Linked DNA regions of Homo sapiens: region 2 is linked to region 1. Evidence: chromatin loops called from intact Hi-C (ENCODE). Cell type or tissue: chondrocyte. All regions are shown on one strand. Links, peaks and the distances in the headings refer to the core of each region. The heading gives the core; the rest is flanking DNA. Region 1 overlaps CMKLR1 (chemerin chemokine-like receptor 1). Region 2 overlaps LINC01498 (long intergenic non-protein coding RNA 1498).

What was found. A loop is a pair of places that touch in the nucleus more often than their neighbours do. Peaks named below come from ENCODE experiments on the same cell type or tissue, not always from the same donor. Only the 100,000 strongest peaks of a DNase experiment are listed, where the experiment ranks them.
Region 2: it touches region 1 in a loop (3-fold over the local background); 13 of 110 quality-filtered maps call a loop at or near these places.

The regions. Positions count from the first base shown.
Region 1 is chr12:108,299,803-108,311,227 of GRCh38, reverse strand. The region is part of intron 2 of CMKLR1 (chemerin chemokine-like receptor 1); the gene reads left to right. Among named protein-coding and RNA genes, the nearest start is that of CMKLR1, 34 kb to the left of the region's middle. RefSeq lists enhancers at 5,041-5,562, 7,133-7,654. In chondrocyte, for the core only: CTCF peaks have their summits at 8,490 and 8,689; DNase peaks (open chromatin) are centred at 2,735, 5,487, 8,057, 8,967 and 1 weaker place.
Region 2 is chr12:108,451,771-108,463,195 of GRCh38, reverse strand. LINC01498 (long intergenic non-protein coding RNA 1498) reads left to right here. Exons shown (of 4, transcript NR_120483.1): 3 at 1,502-1,566; 4 at 3,612-3,771. Among named protein-coding and RNA genes, the nearest start is that of LINC01498, 16 kb to the left of the region's middle. In chondrocyte, for the core only: CTCF peaks have their summits at 5,558 and 5,769 (motif pointing right); no DNase peak of the experiment used is centred there.

The DNA of each region.
Region 1 (11,425 bases), core at 1,726-9,725:
CCAGTCCTGACGCCATTTTGCTGTATAACTGTGGCCAAAAACCTCCTTTGTGTGTGGGCCTCTGCTTCTCCATCGTCATCACGACATTGACTTCAGTTCACTGGGGAAAAGTTGAAAGCAGGACCCTGATGGTGGAATTGAAGGCATAGCAGCAGTGTGTATCTGGCATCAATTTGCAGTGGGGGATGCCTTTCCAGAACCCCAGCACCAGACCCCAGAGACTGCTGACTGCTCCTTCATCTGCACCCTGCTCATCTCCTGGGCGGGGGGTGGGGGGGCGGTCTTCGAACTTACCTGCCTCACACACGTGTCCTGGGATGTGCCTCCCTGGTGAGCTGCAGGTTCTGGCTGCCCCTCAGCACTGCCTCCCTCCTGTCTCTGCCTACCCGCCTTGCTGAAAGGCCCTGGGTCCATGAGGCCCGGGGATGGGGGACTCGGTGTTACCATGGCAACCATAGCTTATCTGTGGCATCATGGACTCCGGGGGAAGATGGCTCCCAGCCCCCAGGACTGGACAGTATGGGCCCTTCTCTGTGACCTGGCTTTTCCCGTGAAGACCCATCTGAGTATCTCTGGTCCTCACTCCTCCGCTCACTCAAGACCTTTCTTGGAGCATTGGTGGTTGCCATGGAAATGGCTCTGGAAGCAAACCAGTCCCTGTGGGCTGAGGAAAAATCCTTAAGAAAAATAAAGAGATTGCTTGGCTTCCTGGCTCTCTGATGGGACATCCTGATGCCTGGAGCCTCCAAAAACTGCACTTTCTGGGTAGGCCTGGAACTGGCAGAAGGATCCTCAGTTCACCAGGCCTCTTGCTATTCTCCTGCCTCCAGCCTTTCCTCTTCCAACGCAGTGCCCACATCAGCCACCCAGGTTAGAAGCTGGAATCTTTTTAGAAGGATGATACCCTCTGCTTAAAACCATCCATGGCTCCCTATTGCCCATAGGATAAAGTTGATGGCTTGCAGGGATCTCACAATCTGAAACCCTCTTCTTTCCTTAGCCACATCTCCTGCCTTCTCCCCTCCCCTAACACACACACACACACACACACACACACACACACAGCCCCTAACCACACTTTTTCAAGCCTCTGTTCCTCTGCAGGTATGTCATTTCCCTCGGCTGCTCCACCTGGCAAAGGCTTCATACCCTCCAAGGCTCAGCTCAAATGCCACCTCCTCCAGGAAGCATCCCCTGATTTCCCCAGCCCTTTCTCTTTACTTTGTGCAGAGCCAGGGCCACACACTCAGTGACCAACAGGGCCAGGCAGGAGACCCAAATGACCCATTTATGAACATTTTTCATGTCCACAAAGACATACGTGCTCTCCTATGAAAGCTGAAAATGAGAATGACTTGGTTCCTCTTTCTCTCACTGGATTGCACTTATTTCTGCCACAGCAGAGACCCTGGACAAACTCAATGGCAAATTGCAACTGGCTTATTACCCCAGGGAACAATAGGGAGGGGTGGGGACTGTGGATAACCCCTGTTCTGTAATGCAAGCCCAGCATGGCCAGTTTGCTGGAAGCCTGGAATTTAGGTGACATCTCAGAATACTGACTGTGCCACGATCTGTTCCTGCAACCACTTTCTCTGCATGAAGGTAGTGACTGGGCCATCTTACTCCCACAGCATTTGGCAAGGAGTGTGACCCTTAGACGTTGCCCACTACTGGCTTTTTTTTTTTTTGGAGATGGAGGTCTCACCCTGTCACCCAGGTTGGAGTGTAGTGGTGCAATCATAGCTCACTGCAGCCCTAAGCTGCTGGGCTCAAGCGATCCTCCTGCCTTTGCATCTGCTGTTCCCACTGCCTACCATGCTCTTCCACAGCACCAGCCCATGTCTCCCTCTCTGTGTATTCAGGTCTCCATTCAAAGGTGGAACAGGGCATAAATGCTGGGGGAGGGGAATTCTATGTTAGGGAGAGCGTTCCAAGAAGCTTCTCTGAGAAGATGACCCTCTTTGTATTTTATTCACAGCACAAATCACTGCCTGCTATTATATTCATTGTATTTTTTCAGCATTTACATAGAGCTTCCGATGAACCAGGCATGCTTCTAAAACATTACCAACATAAACCCATTACCAACATTCAATCCTTGCAACAACTCTGTGAGGGAGGAGCAATGATCACTCCTATTTTCCAGATGAGGGAACTGAGGCACAGAGAAGTGTGATGACTTGCCCATGGTCACACAGCAGAGCTGGGATTCAAACCGAGGCAGTCTGGCTCCAGATGTGTTTGTCTTCCTTATTATGTATTTGTTTACTTGACTGTTTAGCATCTGTCACCCCCGACTACCCCTCGACTCCAAGGGCAGGGATGTGTCTGGTTTGTTCCCTGCTGCAACCCCAGTACTCAGATCCAGGCCTGGCTCATAATAGGTATTTAATGACTATTTCTTGGAAGGATGGAGGAAGGGAAACAGGAGGATTAGAGGACTGGAAGGAAGAATCTTTGGCCTTCAGAGCTGAGCCCAATATCAAGATTGTCTTGTCGGAAGCTTCTCAGCCTCCTGAGGGATTTGAGTCAGCCTGTCTGGAGGGGCCCCTGCCTTGCCCGTCCTCACCCTCTAATAGAACCTCTATTTTCTGACCTCTCCCAAGAAGAGGTGCCAAACCTCATTCCCAGCTCCCTGGACCCATGCTGAGCACACTTCCTACAGTGATGGGAGCCCTGGAGGGGAACAGTCAAGGCGAGGGCAGGAAGTCTCCAGAAGGAGGTGGCCTGCAGGGAACAGGCTGTTGAGCGGCCAGCGAGAGGTCCGGGCGGGGCTACCCTGGACCAGATGTGCTCAGGGGATGAGCAGAAGAGAGAGCTGGGAAGGGGCTTGTGTCCTGAGAAATTCTCCTGGGACCCTAAAACAGTGGACTTCACTGAGGGAGCAGTAGAAACACATTTCAGTTTCACCCTGTGAAAGAAATCCCCTTTCCCTATTAATGCAGTGGCTGTGGTGGTGACAAGCACCTCACCAGCCTTGTTTCATTGAATCCTCACAACTCCTTGAGACAGATGCTACAGATGAGGCTCCTGAGGCTCAGAGAGGTAAGTAACCTCTATGAGGTCACACAGCCAGGAAGTGCTAGAGCTAGAAGTGAAACCTACTTCCAGATGATATGTGACAGGATTCCATGGAAAACCAAGGGAGGAGAAGCTGGAAGCCCAGCCTGGAGCTCCTGATTCTACCCACGTGCTCACTCGGTCACTTCACTGAATCTGAATCTCAGTTTTCTCATCTGTGAAATGAGAATAATGGGCAACTGGCATTGTTTGTGACCTGATGAAGGGCTGGCTGTTTTTCTAGGTGTGCCACAGAGGTTATTCTCCTTCACCATCATGGTATGTTGGGTGGTCCACATGCCCCAGAAGTGGAAAAAGAGACTTGGAGGTGTGGAGAGCAGATCCAGGTCACCCAGCCAGGACCACCTCCTTGTTAGGTGTTAATGCCCTGTCCCGACTGAGGCCAGACAATAGCTTGGTTTCAGCTGAGGGACTTGAATAAAGTGAAACACGCTTTGCAGAGCCTCTTGCAGAGGATGTAGGGATGCTGGGGAGGTGGGAGGCTGAGCTGAAGCTGGGAATGGCAGAAGCCATGGCTTCCTTATCCAGCTCACCAGAGCAACAGAAAGGAAGGAGCGAGGCATGGGACTCAAACACAAGGGCTCCAGAGCGGATGAGTCTGGGTTCTCCACCTCCTTGCCCTTCTCCCCACCCGCTGGCAGATTGGGACCCTGTGGCTGGGTAAGTTTCTTGAGTTGCCACTTTTCAGGTATCTCAGGGTGCCAGAGAAGAGAAGCAAGGGCAGAGGGTGAGCTGTGCTGACCTGGTTGTAAGAGAAGAGTGACTTCTCAGGGGGCGCTTCTGGAGGCATGTGGGGCCTCCGCTGCCTCCCAGAGTCGAGATTCCAAGCCCACACCCAGAACAGCACACCAAGTGCGTGCCACAGGCTGGCTCCCAGCATGGGCAGAAGTCACTCACCCCAGCTGCCTTCTTGACCACATCCTGAGCAAGCTGTAAGCATCCCCAGCACCAGCCACCCTTTGGCTACAATGTGTTCATAGCTTGGGGATTATTTGCAAGAGTGGACCCAAGGCTGACGTCAGGGGATTAACTAAATATGGTGCTGGACCTCCCAGTCCAGTGGGATATGCGCAGGGGAGAAAATTTGTTTACAGGCCAGCTCCAGGGGCTGGGGCGGTGTTTATGGGGAGAGGCACAAGCTGGATGGCTGGGAAGATACTTAGGGCTTGTGTACGGGACCCATTATTGGGGGCTACAGGGGCTTCCTGGCCTGGAAGGACAGATGTCCATCAAATGCTCTTGCTGGGGACCTTCTGTGACTAGGAATGGCTGCTGGGGAGATGGTTACAAGGGCAGCTAGGTGTCCAATAAAGTAATGAGGCTGAGTTTGCAAGGGCGTGTTCTCATGGAACTTGGTTCCGTCTGGGTCTGGGCTCGAGCCTCAGCTCAGTCCTCAGGTAGGCAGGGTCTAGATTGCTCAGGCCATAGTAAGGCATTGGTCTTGATTCTAAGAACAAGGAGGTGCTAAGAGGTTTTCAGCAAGGAGTGACATGATGTGGTTTGCTTCTTGAAAAGATTTGTCTACTAGGAATAAAATGGTCTGTGTACTAGGTAGATAGGTTTCTAACCAGTTAGGAGCCCCTGGTAGCCACATAGGTAAGCAGAGGTGATGCTCACAGCTGTGAGTTGTTGGGAGGACAAAATGGGAAGAACTTGTTGATAGATGTGTGGGTAGGGAGGGAGGGGAAAGTGTGGAGAGTCTGGTTTCTGAGTCAGAGTGTTGGCAGGAGATGGACAACCCACTCAAATGAGGTGATTAACGAGAACTTAGTCAGGGGAGGACTGACAAAAGGGTAGACAGTACAAGGGATCCCTACCACGCTCCGGGTCCAGTGAAGGCGAGAACTCACTGTTCCTAGACTGAGGGGCTAGAGCAGGAAGTAGTTAAGGCACCCAAGGAGTGTGGCTGTGGCCAACCCGCACACCTCTGACAAGGAGGGAGCTGGAGGGTTTGTACCCAACCGCACGCTCCACGCCTGCAGTTGTGGATCAAACCAGAGGTCAGAGGGCAAACAGCCTATTGAGATTTTCAAGCAGGTCAGCCTGTAGGGCACAGAACAGACAGGGATCTGGAGACAGAGATCCCCGGAGAGGAAGGAAACGCTTTTAAGGCTCAAGGAGTAGTGTTCTAATGGGAGGATGCCAGGCAGTGGCGTGAATATTTTGGGTGGGGGGGTCTCCCTGAGTCGGTGAGCTCATCAGCTGCTTTTCCTGGCCTCTAAGCAGGTGGGCTGTCTGGGTTCAGGGGCATAAGCTCCTTGTTTTTGCCCATTCTTATGGAGTCCTAAGCTCCGTCGTGGCCCCTTCCAAACCCGAAAGAAAATGGGACAGTCTGTTAGGCAGCCCGTGCCGCTCTGCTCTGCTGCAGTGACTCAGTGCGAGCTCCCACATGTGGGCGTGGGACCAGGGAGGAAATTCTCTCCTGACACGGAGCTAATTCTGTCCTGGGGCTGGCAGCCAGGCCTGTGGCTGGAACATCTGCAGACACTGTGTGGTTTCCAGGTTCCCGAGTCTGTCAGAGCCTGGGGATACAGGGATCTGGAGGTGTCTCTGGAGCCATCCTTGGGAGATGAGAGGCCCCTTCTCTCTGCCCTGGAGGGTAGGAGATCTGGTGAATGGACTGGCCCAGAAGGCAGCAGGCAAAGACATCAGCACCTACAGTCGTCCAGGCCAGGGGGAGGCTGGTATGCTGCTCAGGAGAGACATTTTTGAGGGCAAGAGTGGTGACTGGCCCGCCTCATTACATTTCAGCTGCTGGTTGAGGCTGTGATCTTGTGCTTTGGGGTCAAAAAGTCCTTGGTTCAAATCCCGAGCTGATGCTTAAAGGCTGTGTGAATCTGGACTAGTCACTTCACCTCTCTGAGTCCCTATTTGCAAATCTATGGAACGGTCTATGTGGATCACACTGAGGCAGAAGTTATGGAAGTCCCAGGCACAGTTCTAGGCTCTGGGGATACACCATAAACAAGAGAGACCAAGTCCCTCTTTTCTATGATTTAGAGAGGGTCATGCACTCTCTGGGCCTTAGTTTCCCCTGCTACAAGAGATGGTCCTCCGAGGGGCCTCCCAGCTCCTTTTGGAGGCTGACAGAATTGGAGGAGAGGTGTCTGAGCCATCTGGCTGGACTGTCAGGGTGGGTCATGTGGGGAGAAGATGGGGACAGGAGCCAGGCCAAACATGGTCATTTGCAGAGCGAGGAATGTTTCCAGTTTCCCTGATGGGCTCTTACGCCCACAGGCCCTGATAAAGCCCCTGCATTTGGCCTGTGGCCTGCTTTCAGGAAGAGGTTAGTGGTAGCCTGCGATGAAAGAGACAGCAGATTGACAGAGTGGCTGCTGGAAGCTTGGGCTGGCTAGGCGCACAGGTGAGGAATGTTGCAGGTGAGGGGCAGCCGAGCCTGTCAGAGGGGGAGGGCTGACCCGTGACCGGTGTGCAGGAGGTGGAGAAAACATGGGAAGAGAGAGGAGGAGGTGGAGACTGAGAAGACAGGGAGACTGCAGAGAGATGGAAGAGACGGAGAGGGCCAGGAACAAAGAGAGGCAAACACAGAGACTGGGGGAGAGAGAGAGGCAGAAAGAACAAGTCAGATATGAGACAGAGGAGAGTAAGAACAGGACAGAGGTGGAAGCAGGGAAAGAGACAAAGGACAGAGAGACCAGGGCAGAAAAGGAGCCAGTGCTTTGCGATGTAAAGAACCCATTGGGCAAAGGGGTTTAATCAAGGAAGCAGAAGGTAAATATCTGCTGCCCAGATGGTCCCCGGCCCTGCTGTACACTGAGCCCATAGGACACACACCGGCAGGGGAACAGCCAGAGGAGGTGAGGCCCTGGATCCATATGAACTTGGGTTTTGAATCCCAGTCCTGGTAATGGCAAGGAGAACTCACTGTCTCTAGGCTGAGGGGCAAGAGGGAGCAGTGGTTCTTGGTGCCTGGAGAGTATAGCTGTGGCCAAGTCGACCCATGGAGACCCTACAGGGAAGGAGCTGGAGGGTAAACACCCAACCTTGCTGTCCTCCAGCCCTGCAATCCCTGCTTAACACTGTCATCGATCAACCAACCAGGCAGGTGTGAGGCAAGCTACTTGCTCCCCTGCCTCAGCTTCAGACATCCCCGTTGGTAAAGTGGGACTGATACCAGTGACCTTGCAGGGTTAGGGGGAGGCTGCAGAGAGAAAAGGTGTGCTCTCACCCACGGTGTGCTGCATCCCAGCAGCCACACCAGCTCTGGGGCGCAGAAGGCTCCACATGTCCTTGGAGGATGGATGAATAAATGAATGATCCCCGCCTCCAAAGGCTTCTCCTGTAACCGAGATTGGAGGCATTTCACATTCAGGCTATTAACCAGAGGCAGAGGGACCTGGGGGAGAAAATTGCAGGGGACCCGGAGCCCTGCCTTGCTCCGTCTGTAAAATGCACACCCTGAATCTTGCCAGATTGATTTTCTGGGGGCCCTTGGGAGGTTCCACTGGGGCAAAAGCCAGAGTTTTGTGGAATGTTCCAAGGAGGCGAAGCAGTGGACAGAGAGTGAGCTTGTCAATTCAGCAGGGTTTGGGCTTGAAGCCTGTCTCTGAGCATTCCTTCAGAATGGCTAATTGGACCTACCTTACTTACCTGAGCTCTCTGTGTGACCTTGGGCACGTTAGTTACCTTCTCTGTGCCTGTTTTCTCATTAGTAGCAGTGCTTACAACAGTGGCTGGACTGTAGTGAGGACTGTACGTGTATTTGTTTAATAAAACTTAAGCCAATAATGTCCATTGGAGGCTTTTGTTCTGCATGGCAGGAGAAGCCAGATGTGACCTTGAGGCCCTGTCCCTTTCCCAGCAAGGGTCCGGCAGCGGGGGTGTGGGCAGGACACAACTGTCTGCCTGGTGACCATCCCACCCCCAGCAGGGGCTGGGCTCGACGAGGAAGGACTAGGGCCCAGGACTCTTTGCACAGCCTCTCCTGGCTGGGCTGACGTTGTTACTTCCTTTGGCCGGTCCAAGTTCATTCCCGCCTAACGGGGAAAACGGGTGGAGCTCTGAGGGCTGCATGTTTGGCCCCCTGCCTGGCCACTGTGGCTCGGTCAGGGATTCAGTAACCAAGACTCTGAGCTGGGCACCACCCAAGCATGAGCCCCAGGCAGGGATCGGAGTGTTTGTTTGTTTGTTTTGGGGTTTCCTGGACCTCAGGAGAGGAGGGAGGGTTGACATAATTATACCCCTCCATCCCTCCACTTCTCCATCAGGGGCCCCCAGAAGTCCCTGCGCTTGTATTTTCTTTCTTCACTGTGCTCATTTCCCAGTAGCCCTATTTCCCAGTCCCGTGACCCCTCCCACCCTCTCTCCCATGGAGCCATTCTAATGTGTTCAATGTGCGTCTGGCTATTTGGCTGGATTCTTGCAAAACGTGTGTTGCCGCTTTGCAGACATGTTCTCAATGTACCACAGCACTATTAGGGTCCTGATAGCCAGCACCTGTGTGGCTCTTTGTTGAACTGACCTGAGGCTGGGAGTGGCTGGGAATGCACACTCCAGGACAGGGCGGAGGCATGCAAATACTCCTGGAATGTGACCTGCACTGTTCCCAGGGTCCTTGATGGGTGTGAGCCAAGGCCACCCTCTGTAGGACGCTGTGGGATGCTGCACCCCTGCCTGGCCTCCTCCCACTTCCTCACTCCCTCACCAGTTTTTCCTGAAATGCTTCCTTAATAAATCACTTTTGCCAGAATCGTCAGTTGAGGATTTGCTTCTGGGGAAAGAAGACATATCCAAAAACGATGCACATGGACACCTCCCTGTGTGTTTCCTTGCAGGGAGGTGGGGCACTGCCTGGATATTCACTCAGGAGCCATCACAGAGGGTTCGCAGATACCTGCAGCATGGCATGAGGTGCCTGTGCTCCCACCCGGCCAACCTGGGAAGCGTCCAGCTTTCTAGTTCTTGCCACAGTCTAGAAGGTGTAGAATGTCATCTGGTTGTGGTTTTCATGTGCATTTCTTTGATCTTCAATTTGTCATATGCCTGGGTTTGGGGGTTTCCCTCCTGTCAATTGCCTGTTCCTATCATTTGCCCATTGTCCTGTCAGGGTCGCTGTTTTTTGGATTTGCAGGAAGGGGCTCCTTGAGTACGCTAGATAGCAATCCTTTTTGGGTTTGGAGATTGTAAATATCTTCCTCCGTTGGAGGCAGGAAGTGTGTGTGTGTGCATTCTGATGTGTGTGTCTGTGTGAGCACACATGCCTGTGTGTGTATGTGTGTGTAGCCCATTATAATGGTGGGATCTGGGCTCCCACATGAGCTAAGCTTCAGGGCAGAGAGGTGGAGGCTGGATTCCCAAACACAAGATGAGCAATTGAGTGGAGCCACAAATAGCAACACTAATAACAATAACACAACAACGACATGGGCATTAAGCTCTGTATGTTTCCAAAGCCTCAGTCTCCTCGTCTGTAAAATGGGGGAAGGATACACCCCCTTTGCAAGGTTGTTTTGGAAAAAGTCTGTGACGACATTTCTAATGGGCTTGGCTCCTGCCACATAGTAGGTGCTTAATAAATTATGATGTCAGCAATAGTAAAGCATGTGCTTATTATGTGCCTACTATGTGCCAGGCACTGAGCTGGGGGCTGGTGGAGGATGAACACATGTTACATAGTAGGGCTTTTTTGTGTGGGTGGCCTGGGTGGCATTTTCAGGTAAGACATGGTCTGCAGCAGAGGGAGAGGCCTGGGGAACTAGACAGAGTGAGAATCAGAACCAGGTACTGATAGAAAACTTGGGTGGACGCGGCCGAGCACGGTGGCTCATACCTGTTATCTCAGCACTTTGGGAGCCCAAAGTGGGTGGATCTATAAGGTCAGGAGATTGAGACCATCCTGGCTAACATGGTGAAACTCCATCTCTACTAAAAATACAAAAAGTTAGCTGGGCGTGGTGGGATGTGCCTGTAGTCCCAGCTACTCGGGAGGCTGAGGCAGGAGAATCACTTGAACCCGAGAGGCAGAGGCTGCAGTAAGCTGAGATCGCACCACTGCACTCCAGCCTGGCAACAGAGTGAGACTTCGTCTCAAAAAAAAAAAAAAAAAAAAAAAGACTTGGGTGGATGCTGATTGTGGTCAGAACCACCACTGACAACAACAATAGCAACATTGACTTTCTGCTCTACAGTGATGGAACGTGCTTTGTAGGGCTTTTTTCACCCCCTGAGCCTCTGTGTCCCTCCCTGTCTGAAAATGCGTATAATTGTGTCCCGACCCTGTAGGGTGATCATGAGGATTGGGCGAGATGGGATAAACTCCTTGGCTCATTGTCCAGCACAAAGGAAGTACTTTATTAATGATTAATGGTGAACTTTCTTATGCTAGGCAGTGCTGCAAATGCTTCACCAATGCCACTTATTCAATTCTCACAACAGCCCTAGGAGGTGGGTCCTTGGATTATCCCCATTGCACCAATATTGAAATGGAGGCTGTAGAGAGGGCTAAGTAATGTGCCCAGGGTCGCACAGCTCACAGGTCATGGAGCAATAGTCCAGCCCTGATGGATGGGAAGCAATATCCTGGGCCCTTAATCCCTTTGTTGTGTTGTTCTATGTTCTATGGCATCAACAATGTCACTGTTATTATTTCTAATATCCAGACAGATCCAGTGAGACAGAAAAACAAGCATTCATTCATTCATTCATTCATTCATTCATCAAACAATATTCTGGGTAATGCACTAGAGTTACGTAAGATATTACTATTGGGGAAATTAGGTGATAGGTACATGGAACTTCTCTGTACTACTTTTGCAATTGCTTGTGAGTCTGTAATTATTTCAAAATAGAGTTATAAAAGGAGTAAGGCAGAAGTGACCCCAATGTGATTTCTAAGCACTAACCCCCAAGGTTAGCTTGTAAAAGGCCGTGTTCCCTGGCGCACCTGCTCCTGGAGCCCAGGGCTGCCAGGCAACAAGCCCACTCTCCTGAAGCTGCCATGCTGTGAGTAAGCTCAAGCCACATGGCGCCCTGGTCCATAGTGTAAGAGAAACAAAACGAAACCGAACAAAGCCCAATATCCAGAGGACCTGTCTGGTGCCTGGATTCTGCTCCAGTCTGAGGAAATGGAGCTGAATAAGACCCAATTCTTGTCCTCAGATAACTTGTTATCTAATCAGATGCATATGCCAGCAATAATCACATAAATGCCATGTGCCCCACATGGGTGAGCAGGACGCTGTAGGAGCCAGAATGGGGAGTGTATTTGTTTTCCAGCGCTGCCATAACAAACTGTCACAAACTGAGTGGCTTAAAACAACAGGAATTTATTCTCTCATGGTTCTGGAGGCCAGAACTCTGAAATCAAGGGTCGTGCTCCCTC
Region 2 (11,425 bases), core at 1,895-9,894, 150 kb before region 1:
AAGGGCTGAGGAGGGCTGGACTTGATGTACCATAAATGTTCAGAGAGTAGAAAGCAGTGACAAAGAAGTGCATGTGGTAGGGTTGTATTGGGAAGGGTCTCTTTGCCGCCTAATAATTCCCCTCCCCTCTCTCTCCTCCTTTCCCCTCCCCTCCCTTCCTCTGTCTTTCCCTTCCCTTCCTCTCCTCCCCTCCCCTCCCCTCCCCTTTCCTACCCTCCCCTTCCTTCCCCTCCTCTGCTCTCTCCCTGCCTTTCTTCCCCCACCTTGGTTCTGAGGACCCTTCTCTCCTGTGCCAGATGGTGCCGACACAGAGCCAAGGATGAAAGCACGCAGATGCATTCTGCCCAATCCTGATCCCTGGTCTCTGAGAAGTGATGAGACTGGGGCTGGGGAAAAAGGAGGTTGATTTGGAAGACCGTTCTGAGCAGGGAAGGATGGTGTGGAGGCCTTTGGGAAGTGGGAGGGGAATGGGGAGGGCTTCCATCGTGATCACAGAGGAGAAGGGCCAGGGACTGAGCAGTGAGCTGCCCTGGAGGGCACCTGGCTTCTGACCCATCATTTGTGAACAAACCACCATCCAACCATCCTGCCAACTCTCCACCCCATGAAGAGAAGGGGAGGGGCTTGGACACCTTATAGGGAGAGGGAGAGAAAGGGTAATCTTGTTCCCTAACCAGTGGGGAACTGATCAGGACCACTGGAAATTTTCCCATGAGCTGGGGCAGAAAGGGACCCTCTGTCACTGTTAGATGTCTATACCCAGCTGTCCCACCTGGGGAGTCTTTTCTTTAGACATCCATGAAAGTACAGTGATGTCCAAGGATGTTTAGTGAGTCTCCTCAAATAGGATGTTAGGAGACATCCTATCAGTCTGAGACTTGTTGATTAAATTACATTATAGCCATACTGTGGAATATCACACAGCTATTAAAAAGGACAATCTCAATCTCTGTGTCACCCTGAAGGGAGATTCTTAATACACAATGAAGTGAAAAAGATGAGTTGTAGAATCATGTGTATAGTTTCTCTCTCTCTCTCTCTCTATATATATATATGTATATGTATATATATATGTATATATACGTATATATATATATATATATTTTGGTAAGTAAAAAAAGACATAGAGGGCCAGGTGTAGTGGCTCATGCCTGTAGTCCTAGCACTTTGGGAGGCTGAGGTGGACAGATCACTTGAGCCCAGGAGTTTGAGATCAGCTTGGGCACCATGATGAAACCCCGTTTCTACAAAAAATACAAAAATTAACCAGTTTCATAATCAAGTCTCAAAATAAATAAATAGATGAACATTTTTTTAAAAAAGCATAGAGAAGGGAACTCTACAACAATCTATTAACATTGCTAACTACAAGGGGTTGGAGTTAGAATGGAGTGGGAGAGATTATTGATTTTTTACTTTACTTTGTTGTTTAGCATATTGCAATGCATGCGTTACTTCCATAATTAAGAAAATCTAATACACATTTTTATAAAAATTCAAGGTGTCCTCAGATATGTTCAAGCCCAAAAGAATCTTATACCTGGACCCCCCAGTCCCTAGCCCCTGGTAAGTATTTGCAAAAAATGTTGGATGAATGATGAAATGAGGAAGAATGAAATGTTTAGCTCAATATCTCATTTCTTGGATGGTTTGTAAAGCTTTCAATAAAACAGGAGCCTTGAGGCAGTTGGTCATTAATGAATAACTCATCATCAGAGGTCTGGATTGAATATTAAAGCAGTCCCAGCAGTCAACCGTGCCCCTTGTTAAACATGGTCCCTGCTGCAACTAGTCTAGGTCCAGGCTCATATTCTAGCTGACAGCTTGGAGAGGAGTGATAGTCATATTTCCTCACGTAACCATCCTCATTTTTAGGGTTGACAGTTCTGCTGCTGCAATGACAGGGAGGTGGGTGGGTGAGTCCTTTGGGTGTTGCTGGGATGTTAAGTCCTGGGGTTGTGACTGGGGAGAGTGATGTCACCCTTGATAATTTCTGTAGACTCAGGCAGAGCGGCTCACTAAGATAAAAACCTCTTATAAGTAGGTTTTTCTTTCTTTTTAGTAAACAGGTTGCTCATCACTCTTCGACAGCTCTGACCCCTTGGCTGCAGAGTGGGTGCTGGGTGTTGGGAGAGGGGCATGCATGGAGGTCCTTCTTATCCCATGTCTCATCTGATTTTTCTTCAGTCTCCTCCTCCTCACTTTCAGAGCAGAGAGTCCTTATGCGCCACTGGGACTCCCCATGCCCTTCCCTGTCTGTCCGTGTCTTGCTGAGCCAGGCAGACTCCTCGCTTTCCAAAGTGACAGTTCATTTTCAGATTCCCTGTTCACGTTTCCATTTTGCAAGTGACAGAGACCAGTGTGTTATTCCTCTTAAGTAGTGTAGCAGGAGCCTCTGGGAAGGAAACGTTTAGCCAAATGACTGACTCTAACGGAGAATTTTCAGGTATTTTGGTAGACCAAGGGATAGAATAATTTAGGGATAGAATAATTTAGGAATAGGTTGAAGTTCCTGTTGCTAAATGACATTCCCCACCCTCCACTCCCCCGACTTTTTTTTTTTTGGAGACAGAGTCTCACTCTGTCACCCAGGCTGGAGTGCAGTGGTATGATCAGGGTTTACTGTAGGCTTGACCTCCCGGGCTCAGGTCATCCTCCCACCTCAGCCTCCCAGGTAGCTGGGACCACAGATGTGCACCATCATGCCTGGCTATTTTTTTTTTTTTTTGTATTTTTTTGTAGAGACAGGGTCTCACCATGTTGCCCAGGCTGGTCTTGAACTTCTGGGCTCAAGCGATCTCCCCAGTTTGGCCCCCCAGAGTGCTGGGATTACAGGTGTGAGCCACCATGCCCGACCCATTTTCCCCCTTTTTATAAAAGCGATAAGTGTTCAATTCATACCACTTGCAAAACGCAGAAAGACACAGAAAATTGAACAGCACATTCCTCCATAATCCCTTTAGTCAAGATGACTCATCGCAACAGATACACACACAGTGTAAATATATATTTACAAAAAATATACTTTGTATATTCTTCTGTAGCCAGTTCTTTTCACTTAGCAATATCTTGTGAGTATAGTCCCATAACTATAAATATTCATCTATACTGTGAGTTTTTTTCCAGTTGGAAAAATTTCAAACAACGCAAAACATAAAAAACAATTAAGATCTCTATTATTGCCATCCTCAGGGATAACCATTATCACTTTAAAAATATTCTCTTGCCTTTTTTTCTATGCGTATGCACACTAGAATCTAATCCCTATACAGATGCTCCTCAATTTACAATATGGATGTGACCCCATTGTGAATCAAGGAATGTACTGAATGCCTATTGCTTTCTCACCATCATAAAATGAAAAAATCAAAGCATCATAAGCTGGGGACTGTCTGCAGTGTCCTGGCTTGCTTTACCTACCCTTGTGTCCTCAGCACCTTGAAGAAGGTCTGGCATGTAGCAGATGCTTGGTAAATATTGTTAAATGAATGCAAAATTATAAATGCATATTTAGTAGGGTTCCTGGAGTAGAATCTGCTTCTACGTTTTTCCCCCAAAGCTTGTAAAACCCTCATTTAAAATGTTACATGTATTTTCTGTTTTCTGGGAAGGGGACTGGAGTTTACCTTTGAGCAGGACCATCCCTTGATTCTGGGTGTGAGCACTTGGTGAGAAGAAAATAAGCAAAATAACTATCCACGGTTCTTGGGGATGCCCTGAAAGCTCAAATACTGAAGCTGCAGATGGAGCAGTTAAGTATTCTAAAGGGAACCTAAAGCAAACTGTGTTTGTTGGTAGAACATGCCCCTGCAGGGTTGGAGCAAAATCTGTTTCTAAACTTAGAGTTTGGCTGCCCCAGGCCTGAACGCACTTGTTTGCTCTTGGGAGACAGGGTGTGCATTCTCATCCAAGCATTTGCTTGCTGGAGTTGAGGATTGAGGACCAGATGGTGGCAGAAGGGATATGCAGGCTTGCTCTTGCTCTCACCTGAGGCTGGAGAGAAGTGCCACGTCTGGTAAGGAGTACCCTGGTCTCCAAGGTTGGTCTCCCTTCCAGTAGTAATGTACCAAATCCAATGAGCAGACTTGGACTTGCCCTCCTGGCCTATGTGGTTGTCTTGTTTGGACTACAGGGTGATGGTGGGATGTCCTTTGGAGGAGAGATGTTCCCATGTTTCTCCAGGGGGTATTGTGGGTCTACTAGACAGGAAGGCTTATTCCCCACTTCTCTTGGTTCAGATGAGCTGGGTGGGAACTTGGAGGTGTGGCAATTTTCCCAGAACATCCTCCGTGCAGGGTGAGTGTTTACGCAGGAAGTTCCAAGTAAAGCGCTTGGATGTTGAGTCTTAGCAACCACTCTTAGCAATAATTTTAAATTAATCTTCACGGTACTATATCTCTCCTCTTATTCTGTTGTCTGTAGTAGCACCCGACAGGCTGAGGATCTATCAACATTTTAAATGCAAATATCCTTTACCCCAGAATTATCACTTCTAGGAATCTCATCTAAAGAAATACTAGTGTGATGGACAAAGAAGCATGTAGCAATGTTCTTTGCAACTTGTGTGCAATAGCATAAAACTGGAAATAAGCAAAGTACTGGACAAGTGGGGACTGTTAGATAAAGCTTGGCATATCTGCACTAGAGTGAGGCCGATCTATGCACACAGACATGGAAGCTTCTCTGACACATATGGCTGAGAATAGAGAACAATCCTATTCATACAAGAAAAAAATCAGTGCCAAAATCTATGTATGTAAATGCACAGAAAAATTCTACAAGTGTGCCCACTTAATAAATGGAGCTGCCTCTAGGGAGGGCAGTGGAATTATATGTGTGGAGTATATATGAATAATGATGGTGGTAATTAAGATGTGACATTTGTTGAGTGCCCACTCTGGGCCAGGCACTGTTGAGGGGCTTTACGTGAATTTACTTGCTCAATGCTAATAATGACCCTATGAGTTGTGATTATAATCCCCATGTTACAGATGAGGAAATAAAGGCATGACTCCAGGGGGTGCTCTATACAAGGAATACAATAGGAATTGTGGCCCTAGAATTGTTCAGCGCAGTGGGACCGTAAAGACATGAGGCAAACGTGCCTGATTTAAGTAAAAGGTGGAGTCAGACCTTGAACTATTACACTCAATTGCCTCTATTTTCCCCTCCTTTAAAGCCAGTTTTTACAGTGGGATTGTTTTTATGTATTATATGTGTGAAACAAATAACTACATCCTGGTCTCACTTGGATATTTGTAAGGGCCTGTATCCCCATGTGGGTGAATGTGAGCCATCCTGCCTTCTGGGCTGGGGGTGGGAGCCGCCCCAGCAGACCACAGCAATGGCACAGCAGGATGTCAACACCAGAAGGACCCGTGGGCACATTCCTGAGCTCAGGTAAAAGGATTCCTGCGGAAACCTCAGAAATAGCTGGGGCTAATTCCAAGCCATTAGGCTGCTGTGGGCTTGCACCTTAATAATTTAGGAGTGACAAGAACTTCTTCAAGGAGTAAAAGACTATTATATAATCACACACATCTCAGGCTAAGGCCTGGGACATGAGGGATTATATAATAATGCTCTATATGGAACAAAAATAGGATTATATTTTGCATTGTGCATGTGAACTGATTTTGTATTCAATATGTCATAAATGCTCGGCAGCCTTTGAAAAAAGATAAGGTAGGTACTAGCTGTCTCCTATGTGCATTGTTGGCCATCCTGCAGGTAGACTGTAATTTGCTTCTCTAATCCCCTAGGGGGCACCAATGTTACTTTCTGAATCTAAACAATGTTGCAGGGACATCCTTGGCCTCCAGTGGCTTCAGTGTGTCTGACTTTCCCAAGGAGCCTGTAAACATGTAGATCCTGGGCTCACCCTGTGTAATAACTACTGCTTAATAACGAATTACCCCCAAACCTAGCAGCTTGAAACAATGACTATTCATTTGTCTCACAGAGGTTTTGAGAGTCAGGAATTAGGGAGTGTCCTAGCTGGTTGCTTCTGGCTTGAGGTCTCTCAGGAGTCAAGATGTGGTTCAGACTCAACTGGGGCGGGAGGATCCATTTCCAAGGCAGCTCTCTCACAAGATCTGTGCTGGCTGTTGGCAGAATCCAGCTCCTGGACCTGCAGAATTCTCTATAGGGTTGCTTGAGTGTCCTCATGACATGGCGGCTGACTTTCCCCCACAAAGAGTGACCCAAGAGAAAGCAAGACAAGGCTTTTATGACTTAACCTCAGACGGCGCTCTGTCATTTCTGCAATATGCCATTGCATTAGTTACAGAGGCCAGGCCTGTTCAAGGTGGGAGGAGACTATAACAAGGTGGGTGTGAATACCAGGGACACAGCGGGAGGCCGGAATCACTGGGAGTCATCTTAGGAGATTTCACAGGTGTGAGTGGAATGCAGGGATCCCACCCTCCCCCCTACTTTTTTTTTTTTTCAGAGACGATGTCTTGCTCTGTTGCCCAGGCTGGAGTGCAGTGGTGTGATTATCGCTCACTGCAGACTTGAACTGAGGCTGGATGCCACAGCTTAGGAGATTCTGATTTTGCAGGTGTTGAGTGGAATGCAGAGGTCCTGTCCCACCCACACCCCTTGCCCAGCTAATGCCCCCCTAACTTTTTTTTTTTTTTTTTGAGATGGAGTCTCACTCCATTGCCCAGGCTAGAGTGCAATGGCGCGATCTCAGCTCATTGTAACCTCCGCTTCCTGCGTTCAAGCGATCCTCCTGCCTCAGCCTCCCGAGTGGCTGGGATTACAGGTGTGTGCCACCACGCTGGCTAATTTTTGTATTTTTAGTAGAGACAGGGGTTTCACCATGTTGGCTAGGCTGGTCTTGAACTCCCGACCTCAGGTGATCTGTCTGCCTTGGCCTCCCAAAGTGCTGGGATTGGAGGTGTGAACCACAGCCTAATGCCCCTTGTTAACAGGTGCCCAGGGTAATCTGTTGTGGGCACTCCGAGCATATATTTCAGAAGATATCTGTATGTCTATGATTGTTCACATCTCTGATTATTTTTTTTAGGGTAAATGTCCAGAAGTGGATTTTCTAGGTGAAGGGGACACCCTAGCATAATGCTATTGGTATCTTCTATCACTCCGTTCTCTAGAGAGGGGACCTCAGGCTACACTCTGGATATGGAGCCTTGAAATGCCCTTCAACCACACTGAGTTGACTATGGCAATCCTGTTAGCCTGTTTTTAGGATGTGGGTTGGACAGGAAGAGGTGACTAGAATGACAGGGCAGAATATATTTTGCGTTTCTTGCCTGACATCAGCAAAGCACTGAGGTTGGTGGCAGCGGTGAAGTTGTCAACCAGAAAAATGCATTAGCTCAGCACAGATTTACTAACTCAGTCTTCAGTTCCTCTTTAAGAGGGGCTGCAAATGGGCTCCTGAAATTTGCTTGCCCTGGGATGTGGGAGCGAGGGGACAGGAATGCCACTGGTATCTTTGGTTTGTGTATACAGTAGAAGACTTTGAACAATCCCGAAAAAAACTCATTGGTCTATAAATGGACATTTACAGAAAAGACCCTGGGCAGACTTCACTTTGGAGTCACACAGATGGAGAGTTTGGGTCCCAGCTCCTCCTTGTTTGATTAGGAGAACTTGGGTGTTACTTGGTTCTCTGAGCCTCGGTTTCTTAGTCTATATAATGGAGGTAATTATTACAATGTGTGTGTATAACTTTGAGATGAAAAAAGAGTAAAAAACCCAAATAATCACATTGGGGGTCATTTTGAAAATCAAATGATAGCTGGGGATCCTGCAGGGGCATCAGTTGTGTGTGGCCCTTCTGCTGGTATCATCTATCTGATGTATTGAGCTAGCTTTCCCGACCTCTGACTTAATGTGGTGTAGATTAACCCCATTCCTGGCTCCCTGGGTAGGCGATTTTGTTATAGGAAAGGGGTCCCAATAGAGACCCCAAGAGAGGGTTCTTGGATCTCGCGTAAGAAAGAATTCAGAGTGAGTCCATAGATTAAAGTGAAAGCAAGTTTATTAGGAAAGTAAAGGAATAAAAGAATGGCTGCTCCGTAGACAGAGCAGCCCTGAGGGCTGCTGGTTGCCCATTTTTATGGTTGTTTCTTGATGATATGCTAATCAAGGGGTGGATTATTCTTGTCTCCCCTTTTTAGACTATATAGGGTAACTGCCTGTGGTTGCCATGCCATTTGTAAACTGCCATTTGGGGCTTTCACAGTGGGAGTGTAGCAGTGAGGACGACCAGAGGTCACTCTCGTCGCCATCTTGGTTTCAGAGGGTTATAGCTGGCTTCTTTACTGCAACCTGGTTTATCAGCAATGTCTTTAAGACCTGTATCTTGTGCCGACCTCCTATCTCATCCTGTGACTAAGAATGCTTTAACCATCTGGGAATGCAGCTCAGTAGGTCTCAGCCTCATTTTACCCAGGTCCTATTTAAGATGGAGTTGCTCTGGTTCACACGCCCCTGAAGATTTTAGCTTTGGCCAGTCAGAGGACTTATTGCATCCCAAGCCACAACAAGGTTCAGGGAAGGCACATGACTCCTGCCCATCCAATCAGAGTGAATTCCAGGACTTGTGAGAGATATCCTGATAAAGAGGCATTCTTCTTCTGCTGAGGGTCTGAGCTAGTGGGATGTAAGCCAGGAGCTGCTGTCATTTATTTTGTTATGCTGGGGGAAACACGTACCTGAGAGTGAAGCCAACAGAGACAAAAAAGAGAGAAGAACCAAATCTTGATTCTGTCTTTTTAGCACCTGGATCAAGCTGCACCTGAACTTTCAAGTTATACCAGCCAGTAAATCCCCCTTTAGGCTTAAATCAGTTTGATTTGAGTTTCTGAAACTTTCAGTCTTGCATAGTAACAAATGAGGTAAAATTTGGGGCTATGTGAAAGCCCTAAATAGCAGCAAATTATCTGTGTTAAATTTCCATGCATTTGTTACCTTTGCTGGGGATGAGGCAAGGTTATATTTTCCTGGGTCACTCTCTCATCCCCTTGGGAAAAGGAACTACTTGTGTTCATTTTGAAAAGCCAGACATTTGGCCACTCCTAGAGACATAACATAAACTCTGTTTCTCAAAGCATGAGTGTGTCTCTAGAATGGAATATCTTCTCTGCTTACTGCTTACACTCTTCAGAAATTAACGTGTCTCTTTGTAATTCACAGAAAAAATACCCCAACAAAACCCTGAATGAATAGAATTTATAGTTTTGGCTTTTTCTTTCATCCTTTTCTCATCAGATCATTGGCTCTTGCTACTAGCTTATATTACAATTTGATATGATAGTTGATTTAGCACAAAATTTTATGTGACAGGATAATTCATTGCAACACCATTAATTTGTGTTTTGTTTTGTTACAGGAAAAGACTCAGAATGGATGGAAGTTGTTTATAAATTCTCCTCTGCTGCATACTGTTAAGAAGGGGAAAGAGGAGTGCTGGGTAGGTGGACATGCAATGTCTGCTACAAGTGGTACTCAATAAATGTTTCTTTTACTCTTTCCTCTTCTGTCTTGTTAGAACATTGCAAAATACTAGAAGAGCAGTTATCTGCAGGCAGAAGAATTCTCCCAGGGTCCATCAAAACCTACTCCATAGCCAATGACCTAAATATGAAGCCTGTGGATTCACATCAGACAGAGGACTGGTAGATGAGAGCTTTCGGGGCTGCTGCAGGAGTGCATAGGCTCTGACTCCATTACCCATCACAGAATGTTACCATTCAAAGATCAGTGATGTACATCCTAGATAATACTGGCAGCCAGGAGCTGCAGAGCCCAGTTCCAAGAAGGCACTCTGTAATCTCAGGGAACTTGAACCATTCTGTTTGCCCTTCAGCTTGCAGCCCTTGGCTTATGGCTCAAAAGATAGGGAGATGAGTGACTTTGAGGAGTGGGGAAGAGGCACAAACAATGAGTGAGGAGGGAGATCCCTCAACACCAGTGGGGTAGGAGATCGGCAGATGCCTCAATCCACTCTCTCATGGGATCCTGGGGAGGTGGCTGGACCCCCACTGGTGGTCAGGATGGGGAGGTGTGGAATGGCTGGGGTATGCTGAAAGAAGCTGGACCCTGGGTACTGGGCCCCCCAGCCTCCACAAAGATTCCTGTGGCCAAACTTAATGGATTCTGCAGAGTTGGATTATAAACTCACCAGTAAGGTCATGGGGAACTGAAGTCCAGACCTTATCCTTTGTTTCCTGGCCCCAAGTTAAACCTCTCAGATTCTAATGTGACCTTAGGGAGGTCGAAGGACCACCTCAAAACAGGGAGATTGATTTCTTGCCAACTCCATAGGTTGGGGGCTCAGAGTTGATTGGAAAATGAGCATGGCATTTATTACACATTTCCTTTTGCAGGTGATGTTTTATAAGCATAACTATTATTTATTAGATGTTTACTAGTGCCACACACTGTGCTGAGTATGTTAACTTGCAGTATTGACTTTACCCTTCAAAGCAACCCCAAGATATTAGATATTATTTGCTACAAGTAATTTACATTTTGTAGATGAGGAAGCTTGAGTCTTAGAGAGATTAGCTTGCTTGCTGTAGCATATGTTGTTGATGCCCCTTCAAGCCCCACTCCTACACCCTTGGGTTTTACCATTTCCGAGGCCACGGGCAGAACTTCCATCTCCTAGCATTGGCAGCACTTTGCCCAAGGGCTCTCTTTGGCCACCAGATCCCCCATACATAATAGGCCAGAAGTGCAAGGGGGTTAATGCCTCTGGCAGCATCCCTTAAATAATAACATATGGGAGTTGGAGTATTAATACCCCAGTTCCCTTGCTGCTTGGATGAGTTACCATTGAGGCAGTGTTTAACATTGGTTCTCCAGCAGAATTCATCTCCAGTGACAGCTTCCTTGATACACACCCTTTATTTGTTCCTCCTCTTCCCCACTCCCCTGTGGTGCTTCCTGAGGTCACTTTCTAAATCAACTATGTGCACTTGAACCCTTGTCTTAAAGTAAGTTTCTGAAGGATCTTCAACTAAGACACTTGCCCATGGTAAGTTGCAGAGCTGGGATCTAAATCCTGTTCTGCCTATCTCTAATTCCTGTGCACTTAGTCTTTGCGCTAGAAGTTTCTTTTAAGCATGATATACCAGCATTTTGAGTGTCTGCAAGGACTCCATGATGTACAAGTTCTCTGCCACTTGGCAAGCTTGAAAGCAGTGATCTCAGATATGTGTATGTGAAGTGAGTGGGAACTACATAGACCCCTGATCTTATTTACTATGGAAGTGTCAGGGAGAGCAGCTTCCATAAGCCAATGTCAGGGTGGAATTCTTCTGCTCTTTGGTGGGAAAGAGGAGGGAGGAGAGTGCTGTTCTGAGGAGGGGTCTATGTGCTGATGTTGAGTCTAGTTAGCATGCTGCTTGAGTACATCTCCTCCAAGCTGGCCATCTCTCAGCTGGGC